Regions from separate parts of the Homo sapiens genome. Here all the other regions are linked to region 1. The links are chromatin loops, found by intact Hi-C in ENCODE. Cell type or tissue: chondrocyte. All regions are shown on one strand. Links, peaks and the distances in the headings refer to the core of each region. The heading gives the core; the rest is flanking DNA. Region 1 overlaps RARG (retinoic acid receptor gamma). Region 2 holds the start of AMHR2 (anti-Mullerian hormone receptor type 2). Region 3 holds the start of NPFF (neuropeptide FF-amide peptide precursor).

Evidence for each region. A loop is a pair of places that touch in the nucleus more often than their neighbours do. Peaks named below come from ENCODE experiments on the same cell type or tissue, not always from the same donor. Only the 100,000 strongest peaks of a DNase experiment are listed, where the experiment ranks them.
Region 2: it touches region 1 in a loop (2.8-fold over the local background); 5 of 110 quality-filtered maps call a loop at or near these places.
Region 3: it touches region 1 in a loop (2.4-fold over the local background); 14 of 110 quality-filtered maps call a loop at or near these places.

Annotation. Positions count from the first base shown.
Region 1 is chr12:53,216,999-53,226,598 of GRCh38, reverse strand. The region is part of intron 3 of RARG (retinoic acid receptor gamma); the gene reads left to right. Among named protein-coding and RNA genes, the nearest start is that of RARG, 10 kb to the left of the region's middle. RefSeq lists silencers at 4,666-5,015, 5,576-5,625, 6,196-6,535, 6,660-6,954. In chondrocyte, for the core only: CTCF peaks have their summits at 1,983, 4,784 and 4,986; a DNase peak (open chromatin) is centred at 5,580.
Region 2 is chr12:53,416,414-53,425,870 of GRCh38, reverse strand. It overlaps AMHR2 (anti-Mullerian hormone receptor type 2), which reads right to left and starts at 2,016. Exons shown (of 11, transcript NM_020547.3): 1 at 1,888-2,016; 2 at 1,401-1,583; 3 at 971-1,162; 4 at 629-706; 5 at 298-416; 6 at 1-182. The coding sequence starts at 1,936. It overlaps SP1 (Sp1 transcription factor), which reads right to left. Exons shown (of 6, transcript NM_138473.3): 6 at 9,425-9,457. RefSeq lists a cis regulatory region at 3,929-4,447 and an enhancer at 4,132-4,698. In chondrocyte, for the core only: a CTCF peak has its summit at 4,136 (motif pointing right); no DNase peak of the experiment used is centred there.
Region 3 is chr12:53,505,212-53,514,811 of GRCh38, reverse strand. TARBP2 (TARBP2 subunit of RISC loading complex) reads right to left here. Exons shown (of 9, transcript NM_134323.2): 7 at 9,550-9,600; 8 at 8,962-9,163; 9 at 8,381-8,821. The coding sequence ends at 8,664. It overlaps ATF7-NPFF (ATF7-NPFF readthrough), which reads left to right. Exons shown (of 15, transcript NR_159377.1): 13 at 6,785-6,978; 14 at 7,670-7,791; 15 at 7,919-8,124. It overlaps NPFF (neuropeptide FF-amide peptide precursor), which reads left to right and starts at 7,328. Exons shown (of 3, transcript NM_003717.4): 1 at 7,328-7,439; 2 at 7,670-7,791; 3 at 7,919-8,124. The coding sequence starts at 7,338. The coding sequence ends at 8,036. ATF7 (activating transcription factor 7) reads left to right here. Exons shown (of 12, transcript NM_006856.3): 12 at 1-2,758. It also overlaps ATF7-AS1. RefSeq lists a silencer at 5,543-5,775 and an enhancer at 5,913-6,207. In chondrocyte, for the core only: CTCF peaks have their summits at 5,833 and 6,069 (motif pointing right); no DNase peak of the experiment used is centred there.

The sequences.
Region 1 (9,600 bases), core at 931-8,930:
AATCCCAGCACTTTGGGAGGCCAAGGAGGGCAGATCACCTGAGGTCAGGAGTTCGAGACCAGCCTGACCAACATAGTGAAACCCCGTCTTTAAAATTACAAAAATTAGCCGGGTATGGTGGCGTGTGCCTGTAATCCCAGCTACTTGGGAGGCTGAGGCAGGAGAATCGCTTGAACCTGGGAGGCAGAGGTTGCGGTGAGCTGAGATCGTGCCACTGCACTCCAGCCTGGGTGACAGAGCAAGACTCCATCTCAAAAAGATAAAAAATAAAAAAAGAAACCCCATCATTACTAAAAATACAAAAATTAGTGGGCGTGGTGGCGCATGCATGTAATCCCAGCTACTCAGGAGGCTGAGGGAGGAGAAGCACTTGAACCCAGAAGCGAAGGTTGCAGTGAGCCAAGATCGCGCCACTGCACTCTAGCCTGGGCGACAGAGCAAGATTCTGTCTGAGAGAGAGAGAAAAAAAGGTGAAATTGCTTTGAATTACATGGAGGCTGCAAAAAGGGGAAAGAAATCCTGTGCCAGGTCCCCAAAGATGTGTGGGGTCAGGAGACTGTGCTTCTTGGTTCTGGGGAGGATGGAAATGACTGCAAAGGAGGTAGCTTTTGTACCATAAGTAATCCAGAGAGGCAGAGGGGGTGTTCCAGAAGCATCCTCTCCTCCAGCGATGTGGATCTGGGCTCCTCCTCTCCCTGCAGGTCTGGCATAGAGCCTGCATGCTGTGCAGATCCCTACTTGTTCCCCAGGCCTGCCCTCTTTGGGTTAAGCCTTTGAGTGCTGACAGCAGCCAAGGCTTGGGCCTCTCCTCTCCTCCTCCCTCTGGGACCCCTCTCCTCCCAGTTGGTAGTCATTCCTCCTGGCCAGGCCATTACAGGTGGGGGTTCCAAGCTGGTTAAGAGAAGGCTTCAACTGGGGCCAAGAGAAGGTGATTGAAGGGCGGGGGAAAGAGCAATTTCAGAGACAGAGTTGGAGAGAAAAAGACAAAAAGATAAACGCACATCCTTCATGGCTCCACGAGCGCAGAGACAGAGGTAGAAGAGAAGGCGCCCTGCTTCCAGGAGGGGGCACGCAGAGGGTTGTGTGTCTGTATGTGAAAGGGGTGACTAGGCTGGGCTGGCAGCTCCACTGGAAAGAGTGTGTTCATCGGAGAAGGGGTGAGTGTGTGGTGCCTCCAGACTTGATGCAGTTGTGTGTGCCCAGCATCTCCCTGGGCCTCTGCTCATGTACAGAATTCCAGTGTGTGCAACAAAGAGTCAGTGTGAGGAGTGAGGAGGGATTTTGTAGTGCTGCTGACGCTGTGGCTGGCGTTTGGTGAAGCCTGCTGGTGGCATGTCTGTAGTCCAACAGGGGTTATTTGAGTGGCATGTAGGTGAACAAGACAGCACAAAGTACCCTTTTTGGAAACTACAGCTGGGCTTCCCCAGACTTCATTTTCACCCCATGAATCTGTCCTAGGGACCTGGGGAAGTGGGAAGGAACCACCCTCCCCACATGAATGTACTTCTGGCAGAGAACCCTACAACTCAGCCTCTTGGGACTTGATTTTCTCAGGTTCTGGGAGAGGCAAGTAAAGGAGATGGAGTGGAGAGGGAGAGGAGAGAGAATGGTAGTGGGGATAATGCTAGAGCTAGTACCCAGTCCCCAGTGACGTCCCCCTTGCGCCCCTGTGCCATGGACACACTGAGATCAAGGTCAGGGTTCAAAGTGAGATTAAGGTAGGGAAGTGGTCAGGCCGGGCTCCATCTTCGAAGGCCATGCTGAAGGAGGGGGCTGAAAGGAGAAATCCAAGGGAGGAGCCAGAGCCAGGGCAGGTAGCTGGGGAGGGTGCGGCTAGCCTGGAAGGACAGGCCTGGGCAGGGAAGTGGCAGGAGGAGGGAGGAGGGGAAGGCTTGGGGGTGGGTTGCTATGCGGCTTTAATGGGGGTGGGGCATGCAGCACCTAGTGGTAGCAGAGAGGAAGACATAGGGGAGACGAAGAGATCCAGGAGTCTGGGAAACCTTCCAGAGTGGGAGAGTAGCAGAAGGATGAGAGAGTGTCCTCTCTCATTTCTCCGACCTGCTGTCCCTTTTTGGCTGGGAGCATCTAGTGGAGAGGGTTTAGAGGCTTAAATCTGATGCCAAAGGCATACTCACATTGAGTTTGTGCATCTCATCACCCTCTCCCTTATTCTATGGATGACACACACACATTCTCTCTCACACATAGACTAAGAGAGGTGGCCCTTGAAGAGGTCTGGCACTTCTCCCTGGGGCTGGCTCTTGGATCTTATTGCTGGGTCCCTGGCACCTTGGGGACATCCTTGTTGAGAAGTGAAGTCTTGCTCTACTTCCTGGGGCTGTCTCGGGGTCTGAAGGGGGGTGAGACAGGCATCTCAGAACTGTCTGGTGGTGGAGGGGAGGCTCAGGGAGCACGTGCTGCTGAGGCAAGCACAGGCCTGTGCTCATGGAAAGCAGAGGGGTGTGTGTACGTGTGTGTGCGTGCGTGTGTGTTCATGCATGTGCATGAAACCTCAGGTGTCTGTGTCCCTATGTATCTCTATGTTTGTGAATCTTAGTGTGTTCTAGATTTGCTTTCTATAGGGAACAGAGTGTGATGAAAGAGAAGGGAAGCCTTGCCGTCCTCCCACCCCTGAGCAGATAGCTGTGGTCCTGATGACCTAGCCCAATTTGTCCTCTGAACCTGGTGATGCTGCCCTGGCCATGGGGCCACTGTCCCTGGGGCAAGGAGCCCAGATTTCACCACACTAAGTCACCACACATGGAGAAACTGAGGACAGGTTGGCACAGAGAAAGTCTTGCTTAAAAGAAACTGAAAAAGAGAGACTCACAGACAAGACAAGGGACAGCTACCCAGGCCCAAAGGTGCAGACACAGAGAAGCCAGGCACTGGGAGAAGCAAGGAGAACAAGCAGGCGGGTAAGGGCAGTGAGGCCTCCTCCAGGAAAAAACCCCAGTCGACTGCCTCTTTTCCCCTCCCCTCCCCGGTCTCTCCTCCTCCGGCACAGGCTCCAGCTCCAGGCCGACACAAACGGGGCTTTGATTGCAACAGGAAACCTCTTGGGCGGGGGGGGGGCGGGGGGAGCCGGGCAAGCCGCCGCCGCCAGGGCCCAGGCTGCACCCCCCTCTCCTGGCCCCCTACCCGGTCCCAGCCCCCATCCTGCCCAACGCGCCTCACATCCCTGCTTTGGGCCCCACTCTCATTCACACCTCGCTATTCTTCTGCTCTTCTGCTGCCCCCTCCTCCAGAGACCCCCCTCCCATTGCCCTTCAGGTGGGACTCCTACCTCAGGACTTACCCTTCTGGCAGGGCCTGCTTTACTTTGAAATGCCCCCTTTTCAGCTTTTCGAGGGAAGGTTTTAGAAAAAAGGGAGAATTTAGCGTGAGGAATTCAGAGCCAGTTATCCTCAAGCCCCATCCAGAAGGTGGCAAGGAGGGAAAGGCAGGGTGCATGAGGAGTTAGCTGTCCCTGCCCTGCCTCGTCCTGGCCAAACTCATCCTTGCCAGGGTGGCAGGGACTCTAAGGGGTGACCCCGAAAGAATCTGAGTGCTAATGGCTTTGTTAGTTGGGAAGGGGTACTCTCCTCTTTGCCTCTAGGGCTATGCCTTTGTGGGGCTCTAGCTGGGAGGGGGGTATGCCCTGGTGGTGGGGATCATAGGGAAGGGGGTGAGTCAGGCAGCAGCCCCCCTTCATACTCCCACCAGGATGGTGGAGAACATCTGGTTCCCATGAAATGCTAGAAGGCTAATGGGTCTAATTGCTGCAATAAGGGCTGGGGAAACTTTGGGGAAAAGAGGGGGCACTAGATCCCCCACCCTCTTACCTTCTCCCCAAGGCTGTACTAAGTCTGTCTAGAATGGGGGGGTCAGGGTTGATGGGGAGGGCGGGCCTGACACCGTAATGCCTGGTCCTAAGGACCCCCTCCATGCAATGCCTGGGATGCACACACAGATGGGGTGATGAGTGGGGTGCATCTGGTGAAGAGAAACGGGGGCTATTGAGGACTCATGGCTTCCTGGAGCCCTCCCCCAACTCCTCCTGTGCCCTCCTCCCAACCCCCCTCCCTGTGGCCTGGCCACTTCTGGTTCTAATTACCAACCAGGCAGGCCTGACTTAATTGGGACCTTTCAGATTTCTGAGGGGGAAGGGGGGTACTGACAGCTTGAAGTTGACTAATCAAGGCTCTTTCCCTCTTGTTTTCGGGGTACTCCCTATTTTGCACTTAACTGTTTTTGTTGTTGTTTGCTGCTGGTCAGATTCTGATTCAGAAAGTTCTTTCTTTCTCTCTCTCTCTCTCTCTTTCTTTCTCCTCCTTTCTCTTTCTTCCTTTTTCTTTCTTCTTTCTTTCTCTTTCTTTTCTTTCTCTCTCTTTCTTTCTTTTTTTTGTGGGGTTCGGGTGACTGGATTCAGAAATGGGTATTTGGGGTTGGGGGAGGAGAAGGGAGTTTACACTGGGTTGGAAAGAGCAGTGCATTCCCTCTCCATCCCTGCTTCAAGCCCCCTAGTCAGCCTTGCCACCCCGAGGTTTCCTCGCCATCCACAAGTCAGGCCTTTTCCCAGCCCCGGCAGCCCCCCGCCCCTCCCCCGCGCCCGCCATCCCTCGCCTACTCTGGCACCCCTTCCTGCCCTTTATTCTTCCAACAGGCGCCCCACTCCTGCAGCACCCCAGTGCGCCCCCCACCCGGTACAACAGATTCTTAGAAAAGCGCGCCCCGCCCTGGCCCAGCCACAGCCGCCTGGCGGGGGAAGGGCCGGGCCGGGCGCCGCTCCCGCTCCGCGGCGCTGCCCGTGTGAGCGGCGCTGACAGAGCCGGCTGGGCAGGCAGGCCGGGCGGCCCGGCGGCTGAGGGCGGGGCGCGGGGGAGGGGGGGATTTCCGGGAGTCGCCGCTGCTGGCGCTGTCCGGGGCCAGGGTCCCCCCATTCGGCCCTGCCGGGCCAGGGCAAACTTCTGACGTGGCCAGCCCCCCGCCCACCTCACCCCCTTCTCCGCCGGGCGAGGGCGCTCAGTGCCGGAAGGGGCAACCCAGGGAACAGTGTTGCGGCCTTGGAGAGCTGAGGGGCACTAACCGAAGGGAGGGCAGTTATGCCTAGGCTAGAGGGTATTTAAAGACCCTGAGAACAGTCAGTGACCAGAAGCGCCCCTATTGCCGAGGGAGCCCTTGGCAGTGAGAAACTGGAGGAGGGGAGTTGGCCATCAGGGGCAGATTCATCGAGGCGCAGTTGGCACGGCAGGCACAGCTTATGGGGTAGTTTTGTGCTCTAAAAGTGAAGTTATGTTCGAAGAAGGAGCATCGAGAGAGACGGTCGAGGCGCTTAGGGGGCGTCAGTTGCGGGATAAGGCTTCGGGGACTCGGAGGGAGGCGGCCCGGGCCGCGGCGGAGGGCGGACTGCTCGGGCTAGGAGGGGTAGACTCTGGCTGCGCTGGAGGGGGCGGGGGGACTCCGCGGCAGCGCTGAAGACGGCCTGGGCGGGGTGGGGCGGGGCCGGGTCAGGAGGAGGTGAGCGCGCTCGGCCACCCGCCCCGAGGGGGGTTCCCAGAGAGTTCACGGCGGGAGCGCGCTCCGGCCCTAGGACCGCGGGTGGGGAGACGGGAAGGAAGGAGGAGGCAGCGCGCGCCGAGCCGCAGGAATGCACTTTTCGGCCCTGAAGCGGGCGCGCGGAGGGCGAGGGCGGAGCCAGGCCTGGGAATGAGAGGGGTGGAGGTAGTGCAGGTCCCGAGCCTCAGGAGAGCAGCTGCGCGCGGGGACCTCCACGTTCCCCTCTCCCCAGTCATCCTTAACACCCCTGTATTGACTAGTGTGAAAAAGGGAGAGTTTGGGGAGAGGGAAAACTCTGAAAGGAAATGCTTATGCTTGGTTCCTCCTCTCCTTCTTCCAACCCCGACCTGGGCACGCGCCTCAGTGCAAATGCATGCAAAGCCTATGAGCTGTGGAGAGTATGCCTGCAAGCATTCTCCCGAGCAAGGTGTGTTTGCACAAACGTGTGTGCACCTATGATTTTATATGCGTGCTCACATGTATGTTCACTCTTGCATATTTGCAAATTCTTGGTGCCTGATAAGATAAATGCATGCACGGATGTGTGTCTAAGCAAGCGCGCGCGCCGCGGAGCGAGTGTACGTATGTGTATGTGTGCGCTCCACTCTCAGCTTTGCTCATCTCGGTGCCCGGCCCCCTTCGCTCTCCAAGCCCCACCCCCCACCCCTCCAGGCTTCGCTTTTAAAAAAGGTCTCCCCAGTGCTAGCTGCCGAAGCACCCAGATAAGAGCTGGACGGAGGCTAAAGCGGCAGCCCCAGCTTCGCGCCCCGCCCAGTCCCTTTCCCCTGCTGGGGATCCCCCCTCTTCCCCGCCCACCCCTTACCCGCATGCAGCCCAGCGCCCTATGCTAGCCCTCCCCCTCCCCCCCTGCTGGAGCGGGGCGCCGCCGGGGGAGGAGGGGGAATCGGCTGCGGGTCCTTGGTGTTTCCAGCACCCAGTTTCCCTTCAAGCCGGGTCGCGATGTACGACTGTATGGAAACGTTTGCCCCGGGTCCGCGACGGCTGTACGGGGCGGCCGGGCCCGGGGCCGGCTTGCTGCGCAGAGCCACCGGCGGCTCCTGTTTCGCCGGACTTGAATCTTTTGCCTGGCCGCAACCCGCCAGCCTGCAATGTAGGTACCGGAGTCCGGGGCTGGGGTGTAGGGTGCAGGAGAGGGTGGGATTTACTCTTTCCGTGTGTAAAGAGTGGAACTGAGGTGCAAGGAGGAGCTTCTGGCCCTTTCTATGTAAGGTACTGGCCCTTTAAACGTGGGGGCCTCAGCGTCTCCTTTGCGTGTGTGCAGTAGTGTTTGGAGTGTGTGTGGTTTTTATGGTGGGTGTTTAGCTCGAACCTGTGGTTGATGCCACTCCAGAGTTCCTGGGGATAGGGAGAGACCGAGGTGTGTGGGTAGTTTGCGCCTTCACGTCCGTGGCCCTGGAAGGATATGACACTCAGGACCGTGGGTGGCGTTTGTAAAGCCCATGTGGGAAGCTGGCAGTGTTAAAAATATCGTTTGCAGAGCGTGTGAATCCCTGGAGTGTGCAGCGCCTTGCCTAGGTGGTGTGGGTGTGGGAGCAAGGGTCTCTCCACCAGTGTCGCCTGCGACAGCTGCCAGGTCCACATGGCCTGTGAGGGGATGTTTGTGGCGTGAGGCCGGGAGGGCGTGTGCCCCTGCGTGGCTGCGGGGGCGGTTTTGGAAAGTGCTGTGTTCGAGAGTGCATCCTGTGTGTTCTCATGCCGGGTGGAAAAGGTTGTGCACACAAGAGGGAGAAGGCTGAGTTTTGTACGCCACCCCCATATAAAAAAAGAAATGTTTGGAAACGTGTATGCGGTTATATGCAGAGATTACTTTTTCCTATGGCTCCAACACACAACAACTTCAGCAGGAAGCGAAAAGTTTAAAGCAAAGTCTGTGTGTGTGGTGGGGGGTGGCCTGAAGTTGACAGCGGCAGGGCGAGCACCATTACTGGGTCCCCAAATATCTATCTTCCCCCTCCGTGAAATGGGAGATGCCAGGCCTGGGGCCCTGGAACCCCTTTCCAGAGCAGTAATAAAAAGCTGGGGACTGAGAGGCAGTAAAAATGAAGTCCAGATGAGAGGCGGCTTTGAAGCTTGGGCCGCAGTGCCTGGCGGGGGTGGGGTGTGGGGAGGGGCCAGGAGCGCAGCCTGGAACACCCCCCAAATTTACCCTGGGCTGGGATGTGCTCGCTGCCTGGGTGCGGACGGCCCGGGGATGAGGGGCTTGGGGGCACGCTGGGAAGGGTGGGAAGGGGCGGGCAGCGGGCGGGGCGGCGGGCGCTGGGGGAGTGCGCACGCCAGGTCACCAAGCCCCCGCCAACGCGCCTCGCTCCTTGGCACCAAGCAGTGCTGTTTACAAGTTCGGATTTTTTTTTTTGGTTCCAGAGCAGAGCTGCTCAAATTTAACAACTGGGAAGCTGGAAGAGGGAGATGGCAAACCAGGAGACCGGACTTGACTTTACTTTTGGGTGGGGTGGGGGAAGAATTTAAAAGTGTGTCATTTAAAGAACCGAGAAAGCATGGAACTATTGCTTTGCACCAAATCCCTGTGAATTCTTAACTTTCCTCTCATTGCCCAATAGGATGGGGAGTTGGGGTATGTTATATGTTGTGGGGGTGCTGAGATGGAAAGAATCTTTCAGGAAGGGCTTCTGGGGGCTGGGCAGAGACCCTGTCTTTTTTCAGGCCTATGGAAGAAGCCCTTTGGGCTTGACTGGCCCTAGGTTTTTGAGTTTTAATTGGGACCAATAATTTTGGCCTCTGGGATCCTGGTGGACACACAAAGCCAGCTTCAGGCCTGCCCGCACACACTTTCAGAGGGAAGGGTGCTTGGGGGGTGGAGGTGGGCTGGATGTGTGTGTGTGTGTGCCTGTTTGGAGGCTTTGGTGTCCTGGTGCTGCGTTGGCAGGCTGGGGTGTTTGTCTGGTGGTAGGGCTGTTCCCTTGTGTGGCCAAGTGCTGGCTGTTGTGTGTCAGCCTTGTGACTGGTACATCTACCTCCACGGTGTAGCTGGAGTGAGTGTGTCTCTATTCTGGCTGTGTGTCTGTGCCAGAATCCAGTGAGGGTTCTAGGATCCCATTGTAATATGCCTGCTTTGGTGCCTTATGTGTTGTTAACCTGTGAGTGTGTGTGTCTCCAAGGAGGTGTGTGCTAGATTGTGAGTCCAGGCTGCTCAGCTCTGAGCCTCGCAGCTGGGAGCGTTTACAGCCGGTTATAAAGAGTTTGTTTGAAGCTCCGCGCAGCCTGGTCAGGAATTTCCTCAATTTCAGCAATTTGGGCTTTAAAAGGAGAAAACCCCAGAGCCCACCCCCATCCTCCCCAGCAGGGGCCCCTGCCTAACCCAGGAGCTGCATCCCAATGGTGGGGTCTAAGCCCGAGTCTGGGGAGGGGATCTGATTGGAGTAGACCCAGTTAGCTTTCTGGGGCCTTGACCTCACAGATTGACCTCGGAGCCACTAGGCTGCACTTTAGGGTTCAGGGGGTGGGGATGTGACAGTATCACTTAGACAGGAAAAGTTGCCCCCGGGCCTGTCTCCCTAAGGCCCCCAGTCTTATAATTGGCTGGCACTGCCCCATGCCAGTCTGACCGCACCCAGGCCCTTGCGCAAGAGAGGAAATGAGGCAGCGCTCTGCGGGCAGGGAGGGCGTCAGTGCCAGAGTGAGCACCACCCCACGCACAGGCCTTGGGCAGAACACGTGCCCTTGGAGGACACAGTGGTGGGTCTGAGGAGTGAGGAGAGGTTGGGAAAGGCGTTCCAGCCCTCCTCACATCTCTCAGCACCAGCCCCTCCTGGAGCCCCCATCCCTAGTCTTGAATAGACTCCAGGCACCCTTCTTTCCCCCCTCTCCTCTCTCCTTTTTCTTTGGGTAATCTCACTCTGGCAGGATTCTTATGCTAATTGATTGTATGTGTGTTGGGGGTGGGTAGGGCTTCCCTCCTGTGGGGTGGGTGGAGCTAGCGTGGAACCCTGGCATCCTGGGCATTCCTTCCGCCCTTCTGGCTGCGTTGGGGCGGGCTTCTGACCAGGTGGGCTGCAGAGGGTTAGAAGGGAGAAGGTGTTCATG
Region 2 (9,457 bases), core at 1-8,000, 200 kb before region 1:
GGACCCCCCCGGCTGGCAGTGATAAATCGGACAATGTGGTCGTGCTGTAGGCCTGGAAGTTCGTACAATGCTCTCTCAGCTTGGAACTGAGCCACAGACCTCGGTGGGAAGGCCTTGATGGCAACCAGTTTTCCTTGCAGCTGCCCGGCCCAAACCACTGCATGACCTCCTTCCCGGATTACCTGCTGGGGACACTGTGCTGAGTGTGGGCCTCTGAGCTATAACAGGGCCAGGATTCCTCCCCAGCACAACCTCCAGGAGTGCCCAGAGGAGCCCTTCTCTCCCTCCCTGGGGCACCTGGGAGAAACACAGCTCAGGCAGCTCCTGCAGCTCCACACTCCAGTCCCTGCCTGAGTCTGGCCTTGGCTCTGGCACTGGCTCACCTCGCACTCTGTAGTTCTTTCGCTGTAGCAGGGCTGGAACAGACAAGAGCCTTAGGGTCAGGGTGCAAATGCATAGGGACAGGAAAAGGGACTTCGTGGAAAGGGAGCTTTGTGAGAGGTCATGGGAGTCCGGGAATCAGGCTATAGAGATCCCAAGACCATGGGGTCAGGGGTGCCTGGAGAGGGGTCAGAGCTTTTGGGGCAATGTCTTGGGGTCACAAGGGAGGGATGGGGTGGATTAGTACCCAAGATGATGCTGCCCAGCAGCAGCAGGAGGAGGAGGAACAGCCCCAGCAGCACCAGTGCCATCCAGATGGACTCACCTGGACATCAAGGCAAGAATGCAGGCTGGAGAGCACTGACCCAAACCTGCTCTCTGCTCTTCCCCTCCTGAGAGCTTGCGTCTCAACCCACCCCCACCCTGGTCACAAGACCCCTTATCTCCCAGTCACCAGGGCAACCAACTTCCCAAGGCCAGGAGGAGGAAAGCGTGGGGCGGGAGTAGGGTGAGAACTGGCCCTGGTTCCACCTCTCATCCTAACCTGGGCCCCAGCCCCCATCAGGCTTCAGTACCCTTGGGTGGCTACCTGGGGCAGCCTGGGGACCCTGGGAGCCAGGAGTCCCAGGGCTCCCTGGAGGAGGCAGATGGCTGTAATTGGCATTGCAGAAGTCAGTGCCACAGGAGCAGGTGAAGAGAGTGGAGCCAGGGCTGGGGTGGGCTCGGGGACTTGGGTCACAGTGGAGGGACTCACAGCCTGGCTCATCACTGTCTCGGCATCCTGATGGGATGGGATTAGGGGAAGAGGAGAGAAAGGGGGGGCAAGGAAGAAAGCACAATGGGGTGTGGAAACAGAGGGTAAATCCCTTCTCTATCAGAGGCGTCCCTTCCAGCTCTCATGGGCTTTTCTTTCCCACCAGATGTTCTATTTCTCCCCTTCCCCCTTGGTTGCCACCCACACCCCAGGATGTGTCTGTCTCCCACCCTAGCCATCACCTGCCATATACTTTGCCATTCACCTTGCATTTCCACCTGTGCCCGGTCTTGGGTCAGGTTCCAGATCCCAAAGCAGCAGCGGCTGTAGAGGCAGCGGATAGCTCTGGGGAGCTCTGTGCCTGTATCTAGCAGCTCTCCCAGTGTCTTTGTGCTTCCCCGCACTCCAGGGGCCTCAAAGAACACACAGGTTCGCCTGTTTGGGGGTGCTGAGGCCCAGGGTGGGGAAAGGAAAAGATTCAAGGTGGGAGTGAATGCAGAGGCAAAAAACTGGCCAAAAGAATAGACAAAACATGTTCCACATCCCAGCGTCAGTATGGTAAAGCCACAGGAGGAAGCAGGGTCAGCAGAGGCCTGGAACCTGAGCCCTGCCATGGGGACACATGGCTCTATCCTTCACCCTTACTCACCCAGCCCACTCACCACTCTTCCAAAGGGGTGGCTCTTGCTTCAAGCGCCCCTTTCCCTTGCTGGATGGATGGAGAGACCCTTCCCCTCCCTGTAGACACTTACCTTCCACAGCTGTGGGAAGTAATGCCCAAAGCCCCAAAGACCCTAGCATCTTGCTGGAGGATGGCAGCAGCAGAAGGAGAAGAGCATAAGCCAGCACAGCTGCCCCTGGCCAAATCTTTCTTCAGATACAGGGCATCCTGGGGCTTCTGATCCCTCAGTCCCCAACTCCGCCCCCCTCATCCTATCCCAGCCTCTGTGGGGGAGAAGGCTGCTGTGGGGGAGAGGGTGGGTGTGGGGAAAGCAGGGAAAGAAAGGGAGGAGCAGAGAACCAATCTCATATCCTCTTCTCTTCTGCAACCTCCTCTTTGCTCTGCATAGTGAGAGGAGGGGAACTTGGAGGCCCAGCTGAGAACCCAGTGATGCCTAATTTCAAATCTTTGCCCTTCCCTGACCTTGGAAGAAGATGCTGGACTCTGTTGACTCTTCTCAGGAGGAAACCAATGTGAGGTCAAATGCTTAGAGCCATTCAGCTCTGCCCAAGATCCTTTCTAGCCTAAGATCTCTTTATATTCAGGGTTCATATCTGCAACTGCTTGGGCAGAGGAAGGCCTCACAGCCCATATTAGAGGTTACCTTGTTTTCCAACTTAAGAATCAGAAAGTATACAAAACTTACCTGAATTTTTAAAAAACACATTGAAAACAGTAACAATGGTAAATTTTGCTATGTGGATTTTTTTTTTTTTTTTTTTGAGACGGAGTCTCGCTCTTCTCCCCCAGGCTGGAGTGCAGTGGCACGATCGCAGCTCACTGCAACCTCCGCCTCCTGGGTTCAAGCTATTCTCCTGCCTCAGCCTCCTGAGTAGCTGGGATTACAGGCGCCTGCCACCACACCTGGCTAATTTTTGTATTTTTAGTAGAGACGGGGTTTCACCATGTCAGCCAGGCTAGTCTCGAACTCCTTACCTCAGGTGATTTGCCCGCCTCGGCCTCCCAAAGTGCTGGGATTATAGGCGTGAGCCACCATGCCTAGCCGTGGATTTTACTTAAAAAAAAAAAACACATTGGTTCACAGGCTGAACAAATACCCATTATTAAGGAGGTAACAAATTTCTTATCAAGCACCTACTATGTGCTGGGGCACAGCTAGGGCTATGCATTTTACAATCATCTCATCTAATTCTCCCCTGAAATATTTATTATTATTATTTTATTTATTTATTTTTTGAGACCGAGTGTCGCTCTGTCACCAGGCTAGAGTGCAGTGGTGCCATCTTGGCTCACTGCAACCTCTGACTCCCTGGTTCAAGCGATTCTCCTGCCTCAGCCTCCCGAGTAGCTGGGATTACAGGCACGCACCACCATGTCCAGCTAATTTTTGTATTTTTAGTAGAGACAGGGTTTCACCATGTTGGCCAGGATAGTCTCGATCTCGTGACCTCGTGATCTGCCCGCCTTGGCCTCCCAAAGTGCTGGGATTACAAGTGTGAGCCACTGTGCCTGGCCTATTATTTTTATTATTTCCATTTTATAGGTAAGAAAACTGAACTTACGTAAGTCGCCCAAAGTCATTCAGCTAGGAAATAGCAGAGCTGGAATTTGAACTTAGGCAGGTCTGACTCCAAAGTCCAGGTTCTAGTCTTATTTTTATTATTATTTTTGTACTTTTAGTAGAGACGGAGTTTCACCATGTTGGCCAGGATGGGGTCGATCTTTTTTTTTTTTTTTTTTTTTTTGAGATGGAGTCTTGCTCTGTCGCCCAGGCTGGAGTGCAGTAGCGCGATCTCGGCTCACTGCAAGCTCTGCCTCCCGGGTTAACGCCATTCTCCTGCCTCAGCCTCCCGAGCAGCTGGGACTACAGGCGGCCGCCACCACGCCCGGCTAATTTTTTGTATTTTTAGTAGAGACGGGTTTTCACCGTGTTAGCCAGGATGGTCTTGATCTCCTGACCTCGTGATCCGCCCGCCTCGGCCTCTCAAAGTGCTGAGATTACAGGCGTGAGCCACTGCGCCCGGCCGAAGGGGTCGATCTCTTAACCTCGTGATCCCTCCGCCTCGGCCGCCCAAAGTGCTGGGATTGCAGGCGTGAGCCACCGCACCCGGCCGGCTCTATTCTTTGTATTACACTATACTGCCTGAAAGACGTACAAAATTCAACAATGAAAAAAAATTACCACTTAATACTATACTTGGACATTTGAATTTAAATTGTTGAGAAAATATGCATCATTACCTGCCAACAGGCCACTAACTAAAAAGGGAGGGTACAGTTCAAACTATCACCACCAGAGGTCAGCAGAGGAGAAATTCCCTGCTGCGGTGAGAGGGCAGAAAGTACCTCCTCTGATGACTAATACATATAGTATACCTCCTACATTTACTAAGCTTCAGGGACTATAAAATGTGAAGGGCGGGCACAGGATGTGGAGAGTTTCAGCATGGAGTTGGGAGGAGAGGGCTATGGCTTGTTCTGCAGTAGAGACAGAGGAGTCCAACTCCACCAGACTCTTTCCCAGAGTAAGAAACAACAGAAATAGGTAATCACTTCCACACCTGTGAGCCACTGGCTCCTTGAGAATTAAGAGTCAGAGGGGACTTGTTCTCTGTTTCCCTAGCTTTCTGTCCCCCTAGTGGCTTCCTGGAAACCCTTTCTTGGAATGATCTGGCTTAGACCAGGGAGGACAGTCTGAGTACCGACATTTTTTTTTTTTTTTTTTTTTGAGACGGAGTCTCGCTCTGTCACCCAGGCTGGAGTGCAGTGGTGCGATCTCGGCTCACTGCAACCTCTGCCTACCGGGTTCAAGCGATTCTCCGGCCTCAGCTTCCTGAGTAGCTGGGACTACAGGCGCATACCACCACGCCCGGCTAATTTTTGTATTTTTAGTAGAGACGGGGTTTCGCCATGTTGGCCAGGCTGGTCTCAAACTCCTGACCTCAGGTAATCCGCCCCCCTCGGCCTCCCAAAGTGCCGGGATTGCAGACGGGAGCCACTGCGCCCAGCTTGAGTACTGACTTTTTGATTCTGGGGTCTTTCTTCTGGGAAACCTGCATGAAAGGAAGAGATAGTAAAAGTTCCAGTAGTTGTGAAACAGCAGCGGGAGGAATGACCAGGGCTCGAGATAGCCGCCCATCCTTCTTTGGACCCTTCCAGGAGTCTGCAGGGCCTTGCCAGTGAGATGGAATGTTGTGCTTCCAGCTACTTTCCTTCACTAGCCCCAGATCAGATAAGTCTGGGGTGGTGTGTGTGGTGGGGTGTGAGGGGAGATTTGAAGGTGAAATAGCTTCTTTTGTCTGGAATGTCTCAGGAGACTATCTCCTCCAGAGTGGGAGCAGCGTAAGGATCAGGCAGAAAGGCAGTCTCCTCACCCAAAGCTTCGGATAACTAATTCTTTCCAAGATAGAAACATTCCAGTCAGGTTTATGGGAACTATACCTGCTCTGGGCTGTTAGGTTTTAGAGTTAAGATGGTGATAGAGGCTGGGCGCTGTGGTTCATGTCTGTAATCCCAGTACTTTGGGAGGCCAGGAGTCCCCCTGGGTAACATAGCGAGACCCCCACCTATATTATTTTTAAAAAAAAATTTCCTTTTTTTTTGAGACGGAGTCTCACTCTGTCATTCAGGCTGGAGTAAAGTGGTGCAATCTCCGCTCACTGCAACCTCCGCCTCCTGGGTTCAAGCAATTCTCCTGCCTCGGCCTCCCAAGTAGCTAGGATTACAGATGCCTGTCACCATGCCTGGCTAATTTTTTGTATTTTTAGTAGAGATGGGGTTTCACTATGTTGGCCAGGCTGGTTTCAAACTCCTGATCTCAGGTGATCCACCGCCTAGGCCTTCCAAAGTGCTGGGATTACAGGCGTGAGCCACTGCGCGGGGCCAAAAAAAATGTATTTCATTAGGTGCTGGGCCTACAAAGATAGAGGTGTGATTACTGCCCTCTGGGAACTCATAGTGTAGAAATGCAGGTGGATATTGACAAGCAACCGGAAAACTGTGTTTCCTACTAGGGGCATGAGGAAGGAGCTATACAAATAGATCAAGTAAGCTAATTCTGCCTAGGGCATAGAAGAAAGGTGCCCAGAGAGTTTCACAGAGAAGGGGATATTTAAATAGTCCCAAAGGTAAACACAATGGTAAGAGGAGAACAGTCCTTCTAAGCAAAGGGAATGGCAAGAGTAAAGGCATGGAGATATAAACACAAAGGCTTGTGTGTTAAAGGTGGAAGGAGTGAGGAGGAAGCAGTATGAGATATGAGACAGAAAATCACCTTAGAGAGAGACGGACCAGATTGGACAGGTTTTCAATTCTGTATCAAGGAGCTTAGGCTTTCCCTAAAAGCAAAGAATTTTAGGCAGGGGCCTGGTGGCAATTGGAAGATGGATGACTACTGGGGTTTGGAGAGATCAGTTGCAAGACCTAAGCAGTAAACAAAGTGAGTACTGAGACAGTGGAAATGAAAATAAAAGAGGAGGCCGGGCGTGGTGGCTCACGCCTGTAATCCCAGCACTTTGGGAGGCCGAGGCGGGCAGATCACGAGGTCAAGAGATGGAGACCACCCTGGCCAACATGGTGAAAACCCGTCTCTACTAAAAATACAAAAATTAACTGGGCGTGGTGGCGCGCGCCTGTAATCCCAGCCACTCAGGAGGCTGACGCAGGAGAATTGCTTGAACCTGGGAGGCGGAGGTTGCAGTGAGCCGAGATCACGCCACTGCACTCCAGCCTGGCGACAGAGCGAGACTCCATCTCAAAAAAAAAAAAGAGGAAAAATTTGATATATATTGTATAGGTAATGTTGACAGGATTGGCAATCAAATTAGTGTTAGTAGGTGAAAGGGAGAACTAAAAGATGATTCTGAGGTTTCAAGTATGAGTGATCAAGGAGCAGTGGGTGATATTATTAAGGGAGATGTGAAACACAAAGAATTATTTCTCCTTCTACTGTGTTGAATTTATCTGGAGGACATCCAGATGAAAATGTCTAGCAAGCAGACTTCCAGGTCAAGAGACAAGTTAGGGCTCAAGATTTGGGAGTCATCAACATGGACACAGTCTTATGTTAGAGTCTTATGTTAGAGTTTAAGAGGGAAAAGGGTAGGGAAAGGAAAGGACACGAGACAGGAACACAAATACTAAAGGGACACAGGAAGAAGTGGCTATGAAGGAGACTAAAAAATATAGAAATGTGCCACACACGGTGGCTCACGCCTGTGATCCCAGCACTTTGAGAGAGGCCGAGGCAGGCAGATCACCTGAGGTCAGGAGTTGAAGACCAGCCTGGCCAACATGGTGAAACCCTGTCTCTACTAAAAATACAAAAATTAGCTGGGCGTGGCAGCCGGTGCCTGTAATTCCAGCTACTTAGGAGGCTGAGGCAGGAAAATTGCTTGAACCCGGCAGACAGAGGTTGCAGTGAGCCGAGATCACACCACTGCACTCCAGCCTGGGTGACAGAACAAGACTCCAGCTCAAAAAAAAAAAAAAAAAAAAAGAAAAGAAATTTGAAGGAGAACCAAGAGTGTATCAGTGTCACATTCTATGGGAAGAAAGCTCTAAGATACAGTAGTCAAAAGCAGCACATTGAAGCAGTGAGGTCTAAGAGGTTAATAATTGAAAGATCACCAGAGCTGGCAACCAGATGGCTGATGCTAACAGGAAAATTTCTGGTAAATGATGGATGCTGAACAAAGTAGCCTGGGCTAGGCGCAGTGGCTCATGCCTTTAATCCTAGCGCTTTGGGAGGCTGAGGCAGGTGAATTGTTTGAGCTCACAAGTTCCAGACCAGCCTGGGCAACATGGCGAAACCCTGTCTCTACAAAAAATACAGAAATTAGCCGGGTGTGATGGCGCGTGCCTGTAGTCCCAACTACTTGGGAGGCTGAGGTGGGAGGACAGCTTGAGCTTAGGGGATGGAGGTTGCAGTGCGGCAAGATGAGAGTGATGCCACTGCACTCCAGCTTGAGTGATAGAGCCAGACCTTGTCTCAAAACAAACAAACAAACAAACAAAAAAAACCAGTCCTGGCACGGTGGCTAACGCCTGTAATCCCTGCACTTTGGGAGGCCGAGGCGGGTGGATCAGCTGAGGTCAGTTCAAGATCAGCCTGGCCAACATCGTGAAACCCCGTCTCTATTAAAAATACAAAAATTAGCCGGGCATGGTGGCGCGTGCCTGTAATTCCAGCTACTTGGGAGGCGGAAACAAGAGAATTGCTTGAACCCAGGAGGTGGAGGTTGCAGTGAGCTGAGATCGTGCCACTGCACTCCAGCCTGAGTGACAGAGCAAGACTCCATCCCAAAAAACAAAAACAAAAAAAACAAACAAAAGCAAACCCACAAAGTAGCCTGAGGATTCAATAAAGGAAGAGAAAAATGAGTGTAAACTACTTTCACTAACTTTGGAAATGGAAAAAACTAATCAGTAGCTTGAAGAGGAAGCTGAGGTTTTTTAAAATGGGGGAAGGGGGAATACTTGAACATGTTTTTTTTTTTTTTGAGAGTCTCGCTTCGTTGCCCAGGCAATGTGTAATGGCGTGATCTTGGCTCACTGCAACCTCCGCCTCCCGGTTCAAGCAGTTCTCTTCCCTCAGCCTCCCAAGTAGCTGGGATTACAGGTACCTGCCCCCACGCCCGGCTACGTTTTTGTATTTTTAGTAGAGACAGTGTTTCACCATGTTGGCCAGCCTGGTCTCAAACTCCTGACCTCAAGTGATCCACCCAGCTAAGCCTCCCAAAGTGCTGGGATTACAGGGGTGAGACACCGCGCCCAGCCAGAACATGCTTATAGGCTGACAAAAGATAACAATGACTGTAGCTGGGAAAATCTGAGCAACAAAATAGTAATGGATTATAATCCATGTATAAAATAAATACACATTAATACATACTAATATAAATTGACTAAACAAATGAGGGAGAAGAGACAAACCTTTTTTTTTTTTGAGACGGAGTCTTGCTCTGTCGCCCAGGCTAGAGTGCAGTGGTGAAATCTCGGCTTACTGCAAGCTCCGCCTCCCGGGTTCACGCCATTCTCCAGCCTCAGCTCCCAAGTAGCTGGGACTACAGATGCCCGCCACCACGCCCATCTAATTTTTTGTATTTTTAGTAGACAGTTTCACCGTGTTAGCCAGGATGGTCTCGATCTCCTGACCTCGTGATCCACCCACCTCAGCCTCCCAAAGTGCTGGGATTACAAGCGTGAGCCACCACACCTGGCCACGATGTCAGTTTCTTAATTTTGACAATGTACCATGGTAATATGTTAACAATGAGGGAAACGGGTAAGGATTATATGGAAACTCTGTTCTAGCTTTACAACTTTTCTGTAAATCTAAAATTATTCCAAAATAAAAAAGCATATGAGAAAAAAAATAAAGTTAGTGTTGCCTGTTTGTCTTGGTCCTCCACATTTCCGTGTAGTTGTGGCACATTGATCTGGTCATGAAACCATTTACCCGGGAGTTAAATATAGGGCAATTGCACTAATTAACATGTATGGAGCACAACACAGTGTAGCTGGAAACCTTTGTTAGGTTCAGAGTATGAAGTTACAAACGTACACTCTCACCATTCCCAACCCTCTTCAATACACCAGAGACATGGTTTTTTATTAAAAAACTTTTTAATTGGTTTACA
Region 3 (9,600 bases), core at 1,415-9,414, 290 kb before region 1:
TTTTACAGTTAAGAATTAATTTGTAACTGCATACATGCCCTGCCAGTCTGTCCCTGTGTTGGGTGGCTAATTTATGTAGCGGGTCTTTTTTATTTCTTAGCCCCCATGACTAATTATCTAGTCCTAACTTCATTTTTATCAGTGGGAAGATGTGTACGGGACCTCAGTGAGGAGCACTGCCAGAACCACAGTAACAAAATGGCACTGAAATAAGGAAGCAGCAGGTCAGAACCCCCTAGATAGTTCTTGAGTTGGTTCTCAGTCTCACTAAGGAGGCAGAATAATTGCTGCCCTGAAACTTCTCTGATAGTCAAAGGTAACTTCACTTACCTTGTTATTGCTACCAGCCATGTGGTCACTCTCCCCAAATCTTTGTCTTCCAGATCCATCTGGACCAGAACCAAACATCATGGAAGGTGTCACTTGGCCCTTCCTAAAGTCCATGGCGTTTCTAGAGGCCTAAGGGAGGACACTTTCAGAAAGGAGCTGAGTGTATGGTGGGTGTCCTGAATTCGTTCATGTGAATACAGGACTCAGGCTTCCCACCCCACTCCAATGTGAGTGCTCGATACACAAGCACTCTAGCTAGCTGCCACGTACCCAAGGCCACAGAGGGAGGGGACAGAACCAGGTCTTCTGGTCTGCTCACTTTCTGCCCCATTCCCCTAACAGAAAGTTTGCTTAGAGTTGAAAAGTCTAAGAAAGCCTCCCACAATACTAGAGAGGCCAACAAAAAAAAAGTCATGCCCCCTTTACTTACTCTTTTGCTGCTGGTTATGCATCTCAAATCTGACTTCCTTAGCCTTCACCTCCCTCCTTGGCCCTAAGCATTAGACCATGTACTCTAAGTAGTGGTTAAAGAGGGACTGAGCAAACTGAACCTCCTCTCGCTCACTTCTCTATCCCTGTTCTGTTGGTTTTGGCTCCTTTCTTGATTCACTGCCCTCTAGCACCACCCATCCTGGTAGATGGAGTGCTTAACCCCAACCGTGCCCTATGTACAGCCTGAACCACCAAACAGACACCAAAAAAATTCTTCCTGTGGTTTCTGGGGCTCCCCTGCTCCACACTGAGAGGCTCCTTAAAGGTGCTAGCCCCTGATACAGCTATCCCCGCCAGTTTTCTCCTTTTTTCATAACTTCCTTCCCATCCCCAAATCATTAATTTTTCATTAATATTGTACATTATATACACAGGAAGGAAATACATTATTTTTTTTAAATTTCATAACCAGCCTGTTTAGATTCCAGTCTTCCTAGCTATATCACATATGCCTTGTTGATATGCTCTTTCTGCTTTCTTTAGACTTAATGTTTGACGGGGGTGGGGGTGTCTGGAAGAACAGGAAAGGTGGGGATCCTAAGGCAGATTAAAGGACTCCCTCCACCCCACTACAGCCTCCCATAACTCTAGTCATCCCTCTCATAGTACAGGACTGATTTCTCTGTGTCTGTTTGTACACACAAATGTGCATACAGACATAAATTCCCCCACCCCATACCAAGGTGGTTACCTAGCAGGAATGAGCGTAGGTGGCTGCTGGCCACCATTACCACCGTCTGCATCAGCTGTGTTGTCTCTCTTTGGGGTAAAGTCCTACCCCAGAATGAGAAAAGGCTGGGGAGAGTAGGGCAGGTTAAAGGAGCTTATGTCCTCTGTAGATGTAGGTTTGTATCATAGCTACTAGGGTTTATTTTTTTAATGGGGGGCTAATAGCACAGAGTTATCTCACCAGCAGTAGCTACTGGTGAGTGATGTTTTAGCTGTAAGAAGTGGCTATGAGCAATAGTTTCACTGACTTTACCTTAGGGCAGTGCCACAGTAATCTGGGAACTTGTTAGAAATACACATTCTCAGGCCCCATCCCAGACTTATTGAATCACAGACTCTGGGGGCAGGGTTTAAAAGCACTCCAAGTGATTCTAATGCACACTAAAGGTTGAGAACCATTTCTTAGGGATAAGCTGGGAAATTTTTACAGGTGTGGAGGATATTTCAAATACATCTTTTGCCTTTGCACTAACATGCTTTCATTTCTTTCAGTCTCTTCCTCCATTCCCTTTAAAGTCTTCCCCATCATATCACTGATCTCAAAAGCTAGATTTGTCTTCATTTTAGTCGTATCCCTAAAACCATGCATTGGTCTGGACAGGAGTTGTCCCATATTCCCTTGCAGACTGGTCACTCCATGTTCTCTGTTACAGTAAGGACCAGCCAAGCTTCAGCTGTCCCATTCCTCCCCCTACAACACACACACCTTTCAGGCAGGGAGGAGATGAGCTTCCAGCCCCAAGAGTGGAGGCTGCCACATCCTAACATAGTATCTATTGAAAAGGAAGCAGTGTGTATCTATGATTATATCTCTGTTCATCTATATATTTTTGACATGTAGCAACACCTCTCCATCTTATCAAGGAACTCAACTCGGTCTGGGTCTCCCCAGTGCCCAGTGGTGGCCTTTGACAGGTAGGAGGATGCAGTGCTGCAGGCTATTTTGTTTTTTGTTACAAAACTGTCTTTTCCCTTTTCCCCTCCACCTGATTCAGCATGATCCCTGTGAGCTGGTTCTCACAATCTCCTGGGACTGGGCTGAGGCAGGGGCTTCGCTCTATTCTCCCTAACCATACTGTCTTCCTTTCCCCCTTGCCACTTAGCAGTTATCCCCCCAGCTATGCCTTCTCCCTCCCTCCCTTGCCCTGGCATATATTGTGCCTTATTTATGCTGCAAATATAACATTAAACTATCAAGTGAACCACTGTTATGTCTGATGCTTCACTCCTCTATCCACAGCCCCCATTGTCCCCTTTTCTGGGAGGTCACTGGCCTTTCATGTCTGTCATCTTCATCACTCCCCCATTTCTTAGGACAGAAGGAACAGGGATTTTTGTCTCTAGTTTTTATACATGGGAGATACAGCCTAGAGAAAGTGGATGATTTCTATAAATTACAAAGTATGACAGAAGGCCCAGGGCAGAGCTCCTGTGGACTGCCTTGGAGACAAGGGCCCTTGGCATCCTGGCAGCAAGTACTCACAGGAAACTTAGTATGTGCTTTATGTGGATGGCGGGTGGGAGAGTTGCTGATGGCAAATGGCCTTTTACTTTTCAGTGTTTTGTTGCCAACCCCCACCCAACCATTAAAAAGTGGCTGTTGTGACCAGGGAGCACACACACAGACAAAGACGGAAAGTATAGCTTTCTATGGTAAGGAGGAGGCTGGTCTGGAAATGAGGGGTAGAGTTTACTTAGAAGCAGGTAAGAAAACCGGGCATGGTGGCTCATGCCTGTAATCCCAGCACTTTGGGAGGCTGAGGCGGGTTGATCACCTGAGGTCAGGAGTTTGAGACCAGCCTGGCCAACATGGAGAAACCCCGTCTCTACTAAAAATACAAAAATTAGCCAGGTGTTGGTGGCGGGCGCCTGTAATCCCAGCTACTCAGGAGGCTGAGGCAGGAGAATCACTTGAACCTGGGAGGCAGAGGTTGCAGTAAGCTAAGATCGTGCCGTTGCACTCCAGCCTGGGCAACAAGAGTGAAACTCCATCTCAAAAAAAGCAGGTAAGAGTTCACAAGAAAAACAGGTAATGCTCAGAGACTGTGGGAATCAGGAAGAGGTGTAGGGAAATCACAGATAATTTATTGCATCTGTATATTCCTTTATAAATAACATCACAAATGAGAACAATGAGCCAGGCTGAAGAATTTGACAAAAGAGATAGCAGGTGTCTCTGGAGTTTCCCAGTAGGAGAGAAATGACTTAAGAAGCTATCTGTGGCTGGTGTTTGGTAGACACTTGACACAAATAGCCTGTGCCTCCTGAGGAGAGCAGGAAAGGCAGTGGTGGTCTTCACTGTGTTGTGGCCAGGAGCACATGGGTGTCCAGAGAAGGGTAAGAAAGGAAATTGCTGAAAGCCAAATACCAAAGCCCAGATTATGAGGTTTTGGAGGTTCCCACCACTGAAGCTGCACTCTGAAAACTGGGCAGTTTACAAAATTAGAGGAATCAACCCATTCCAACTTCAAAGGAGACCAGTTACCTCCATCCTGGACACAGGAAGCCAGCTAAACCAGCCTCTTTCTGAATGCAGCTCAGCCCAGAGCCACTTGTAATTGATGTTTAGAGAAATACTAGAAGCAGCAGGATGGTAAACATGGAATGGCTGCCCTATGCTACGTGGAATGGTAGATTGCTTTACTGTTCACCTAGTGATAACAGGAGTAGTCACTTCATTTTATTGATGATAAATTGAGGTTTAGCCAAGTCACACAGTGAAGTGCAAGAGCTAGGATTACAACTGAGTTCTGTCTGGCCCAGAACCAGCTCTGCAGTGTCCCATCCACCCTCACACCGCTGCTCCTCTGGACCTCTGTCACACAGGAGCAGACAAGGATCATTCTGGGATGCAGCAGCTACTGCCCACAGAAAAGCCATCTCCCCGTGGCCTTGATACTCCCTTTTAAGAAGTGGTAAACTGGCCGGGTGCAATGGCTCATGCCTGTAATCCCAAAACTTTGGGAGTCCCAGGCGGGCGGATCACCTGAGGTCGGGAGTTCAAGACCAGCCTGACCAACATGGAGAAACCCCATCTCTACTAAAAATACAAAACTAGCCAGGCGCGGTGGTGCATGCCTGTAATCCCAGCTACTCGGGAGGTTGAGGCAGGAGAATCACTTGAACCTGGGAGGCAGATGTTGTGGTGAGCCGAGATCAAGCCATTGCACTCCAGCCTGGGCAACAAGAGCAAAACTCCGTCTCAAAAAAAAAAAAAAGATAAAACTACAAGATACCATGATGATGAATGTCAGGTTTTGTGGTTGGGACCAACCATGAGACAAAGCTTACGAAAAGGTTTACCCTGGCTTAGTCCGCATTAACAGAAATATGGTATCTGGAGCATCCAGATCCAAACCTGCTCTAATCTACGTGTCTAAAGGATAAGTTGGTTCCTAGATGCCTTGCCTTAAAGAGTGGGGTGCTTCCCCTTGAGCAAAAAAGACTATGGAGTGGGCCAGGTGCGGTGGCTCACGCCTGTAATCCCAACACTTTGGGATGCCAAGGTGGGTGGATTGCTTGAGGTCAGGAGTTCAAGACCAGCCTGGCCAACATGGTGAAACCCCATCTCTACTAAAAATACAAAAATTAGCCGGGCATAGTGGTGTGTGCCTGTAATCCCAGCTACTTGGGAGGCTGAGGCAGGAGAATCGCCTGAACCCGGGAGGCAGAGGGGTTGCGGTGAGCCGAGATCGCACCACTGCACTCCAGCCTGGGTGACAGAGCCAGACTCCATCGTAAAAAAAAAAAAAAAAAAGCTGGAGTGTAAGAATGAACTCTCTCTTCAAAAATATGAAGAGCTTTTACACATGAAAGAGATGAGATGTTCTGTTGAGACTTAATGGAGCAAACTAAGACCCCGAGTAGAAGTCACAGGAAGCCCAAAGCCCCCTCGGCACAAGGATAAATATGTCCGAAGACTGTCTGAGGAGATGGTAAGTTCCCCGACTGGGGCACATGAGGCAATCACAGCTAACGTTTTGAGGATACCTGTTCTATGCAAGCTGTTTTATTGAATGGATTACAAAAAGTATGTTAAGTAATGCACACCCTAGGAAGGCGTTCCTTGTAAAATGGGCCCATGTTTCAGGTGAGGAAACTGAAGCTCAGAGCGGGAGACAGCTTGCTCAAGCAGAGGCCAAGGCCTTTACGTCATGGCTCTTCCTCAGCACAAGCTAGAGACCCACACTGGTGGGGATGCTCCAAAAGGGACTCGAGGATTAGAAGGAACCTGCACCATATGGCTTTGAAGGCCTCTCCCTGAGGATTAGTGATTCTGATTTTTCTTAAGACAGGATTCTAGGCTACTCTATATGAGAGCCAGGGCCAGGCAGAGGCTGTGGAGACCAGAGTCGGGGTCAGAATGATAGTCCAGCCCCACAGTAGCCTGCTCCTGTCCTTCTGGGACTCCCTGGAGACTGGACCCTAGCACCTCCACTCAGCCTCACCCTCCTCACTTCCTCTGCAGAGGTCTATTCTAGGAAAAGGAAATGGCCGGAGCTGGCAATGAGGAGCTGTGACCACAGGGTGGCAGCAGTGCTTCAGCTGTGGAGAGTGACTATAGGAAGGGCGATGAGGCAGGTCGGAAGCAGTGCTCTCTAGTGAGGATGGGGGTCTGTCTGCAAAGATTGGAAGCCACACTCATTCAGTGGGCTCCAAAATCCTGTAGCCTCCCTCTATATCTTAATAATTTTTTTTTTTTGAGACAGAGTTTCTCTTTTTGCCAAGGCTGGAGTGTAGTGGTGCCATCTCAGCTCACTGCAACCTCTGCCTCCCCGATTCAAGCGATTCTCCTGCCTCAGCCTCCTGAGTAGCTGGGATTACAGGTGCCTACCACCACGCCCAGCTAATTTTCGTATTTTTAGTAGACAGGGTTTCACCATGTTGGCCAGGCTGGTCTCGAACTCCTGCCCTCAGGTGATCCACCCGCCTTGGTCTCCCAAAGTGCTGGGGTTACAGGTGTGAGGCACTGCACCCGGCCAAAAAAAAAATGGTTTTTAATTAAAAAAAAAAAAGATACAGGCTGGGCATGGTGGTTGACGCCTGTAGTCCCAGCTACTTGGGAGGCTGAGGCAGGAGAATCACTTGAACCCAGGAGCCAGAGGTTGCAGTGAGCCGAGATCGCGCCACTGCACTCCAGCCTGGGCAAAAAGAGCGAAACTCCATCTCAAAAAGAAAAAAAGTTAAATTCTCTCCATCATCATGAAGTTGAATATATTTTTTCTATCCACAGGCAAATCTGAGTAGCCTCCAAGAGGCACACAAGCAGAGGATGGGCTGTGTTGCCCTGACTGCCAGCCCCAGGCACAGAGGACCAGGCCTGGTCATCCTCACAGACTCTGACCCTGGCTCTTCCCACTCCTCTTCCACTCCAGGACATCCTACTTAACCCCTCCTGACATGAGTTTCTTGTGCTTTAGTCTACAGGTTAGGAAAGAGGGGAAGTGATAAACAAGCTCTCCAACCTGTTGAGGGATTAGGGGTTCGTCTAAGGCTCCCCAGGGCCTGGCTCTGACAAAGCGTCTGCAACTAATGATGCTTCTTGAGCTCTGGAGACAGGATTTATGCATCTAATAAAGTCTGTAACTCCAGGCTTAGGGGCCGGGGGCAGGAGGCTGAGAGCATGAAGTCCTGGGGGCGCCATGGGAGGAGATCCCAGGTGGCTCCTAATGAGCCCTGCATTTCCATTTGCCTGCTCTAGATTCCCCTAAGGCTACTGTGAGGCTGGGGGTGGGGGAACAGCAGGTATAAGAGGTTGGGGTGGCTGTAGGAGGGTAGGTGGCAGCATGGATTCTAGGCAGGCTGCTGCACTGCTGGTGCTGCTGCTGTTAATAGACGGGGGCTGTGCTGAAGGGCCAGGAGGCCAGCAGGAAGACCAGCTCTCCGCGGTGAGTGTGTGTCCCATCCCCATATCACCATTGCCTCTACTTCGGTTGAGACTTGTGCTCTAGGTTCTGATACTTTCTCTGGCTGCCAAGGTTGTCATTAGGTCCTCACATCTGAGGAAATGGTTCCGCAGCCTCCTACCACTTGCCCCTGGAAGCCAGTCCCTTCCCCTTGTGACTTACGTGTCCAGGGTATTTGCCCATCTTCCTTCCCTGATACCCCCTTGGCACAGGAGGAAGACAGCGAACCCCTCCCACCACAGGATGCCCAGACCTCTGGGTCACTGTTGCACTACCTGCTCCAGGCAATGGAGAGACCTGGCCGGAGCCAAGCCTTCCTGTTTCAGCCCCAGAGGTGAGTCTGAAAGGGACACAAGCATGGCAGGGGCTGGGGGTGGAAAGGGCAGGAGGCAGAGGAAGAGGAGAAGGAAGGGGGCTAGAGAAGGGAGACTGCGGGGACCTGAGGACAAATCTTTCCTAAGGTTTGGCAGAAATACCCAGGGATCCTGGAGGAATGAATGGCTGAGTCCCCGGGCTGGAGAGGGGCTGAATTCCCAGTTCTGGAGCCTGGCTGCCCCTCAACGCTTTGGGAAGAAGTGACATGTCATCCCTTGATATGTCTGCATGCAAGGTCCACACCCAAAAGTGTCAATGTTTGCCCCCCAAATAAAATTGTCTGGCTTCTGAATCCATGTGTGTCTGTGTGAGACTTTACAGGGCTGGGTGGAAGCCCAAGGGCAAGAACCACTGCCCTTCCCCTCCACCAAACCCAGCCCTCCAGCAAGGCAGCCGACAACATTCCACGAGGCCACTGTGCCCAGCCTCCTCCCACCAGAAAGGAAAACAGGAGAATGGCTGGAACAGGAGCTCAGGGAAGGCACACAAAAGTAATGTGGTGACCTCCTCTGCTATCCACACTGCTCAAGGAAACAGAAGAGAAGGGCTTAAAAATCCACAAAGCAGCATATTTATTCCAGGCTCTAGTAGACAGCCCCCTGATTTCATTCCCATTCATCATCACCAATAAAATGAGGACGGATCCTGGGCTGGCTGAGGCTCTGTGGTCCTTGGCTCCTTGCCCTGTGCCTTCTCAGCTTCAAGGCAGGCAGTCTGTGTCAGAGGTAGAGATGGCACCCACAGAGGGTACCAGAGCTGCGCAGATACATGAGCCCAGAGGCAGAAAGAGCAGGGAGCAAAGGGTGCACATCCATGAGTCCAGCTGGGGCTTCACTTGCTGCCTGCCATGATCTTGAGGTACTGCAGGGCACGGCGGGCAGCCTCACCACGGGCTGCCTCCCTGGTGGTTGCAGAGCCATGACACACAGTGGCCGGCTGGGTGGACAGTTCCACCAGGCACTGGCAGAGTCCACTCAGGCTCAGCTCCTCTGGAGAGCAAGAGAGAGGAGGGAGGCAATGTTGGGGGAGGTAGCCCTGGGGAGGGGTGCGTTCACGTTATCATCACCCCCTTCTACTTGCTCCGGTCCAGCCCCCACCATCCCCTGGCTCGCTCCCCAGCTAGCCATACCAATATCCAGGTAGCTGACGTGAAAGGCCTGCTCCTCAGAGAGCTCACTGAGGACACGGCAGCAGGCAGGGCCCAGGGCACCCAGGGAGCCCAGGGAGCAACTGCGGAGGGACAGGATCTTCTCTCCTACTGAATTTCGTAGAGAATCCCAGGTGCAACCTGGGCCCCGGTTTCGAAGACCATCCAGGCGGGAGCCCACACCCTGTCAAGATGGGAACAGTGAGAAAGATGAAGCGAGAGACTGTGGGACCCAGGCATTGAGACATTCAACGTCAAAGGAGAACAAAGCACAAAGAATGCTTCCTCCAGCTTGCCTCCCCCCAGTCAATCCCTGGGTGGCCCCTTCTAACTACCAGGCCCTGGGCCAGATGGCCAGGGATCCCTCCTCACCCCAGTAACAGAGCTACAGAGCGGGCCTACAGTCAAGGCTGAGTCGGCCCCAGGAACCCTGGGTCTGGTAGGAAAACTGTGGCAGAAGCAGACCTAGGGCCCAGAGAGGCTCACTGCTGAGTCACAGACCCAAGTCCCTGGAGCCCTGCCCTGGCATGGAGGATGGGCCACGGTGCCCGGCCCACATGAGCCACTCACAATGGAGAAGTGGTCATCATCAGGCTCCACCTCATTGCCATCCCGGGCATC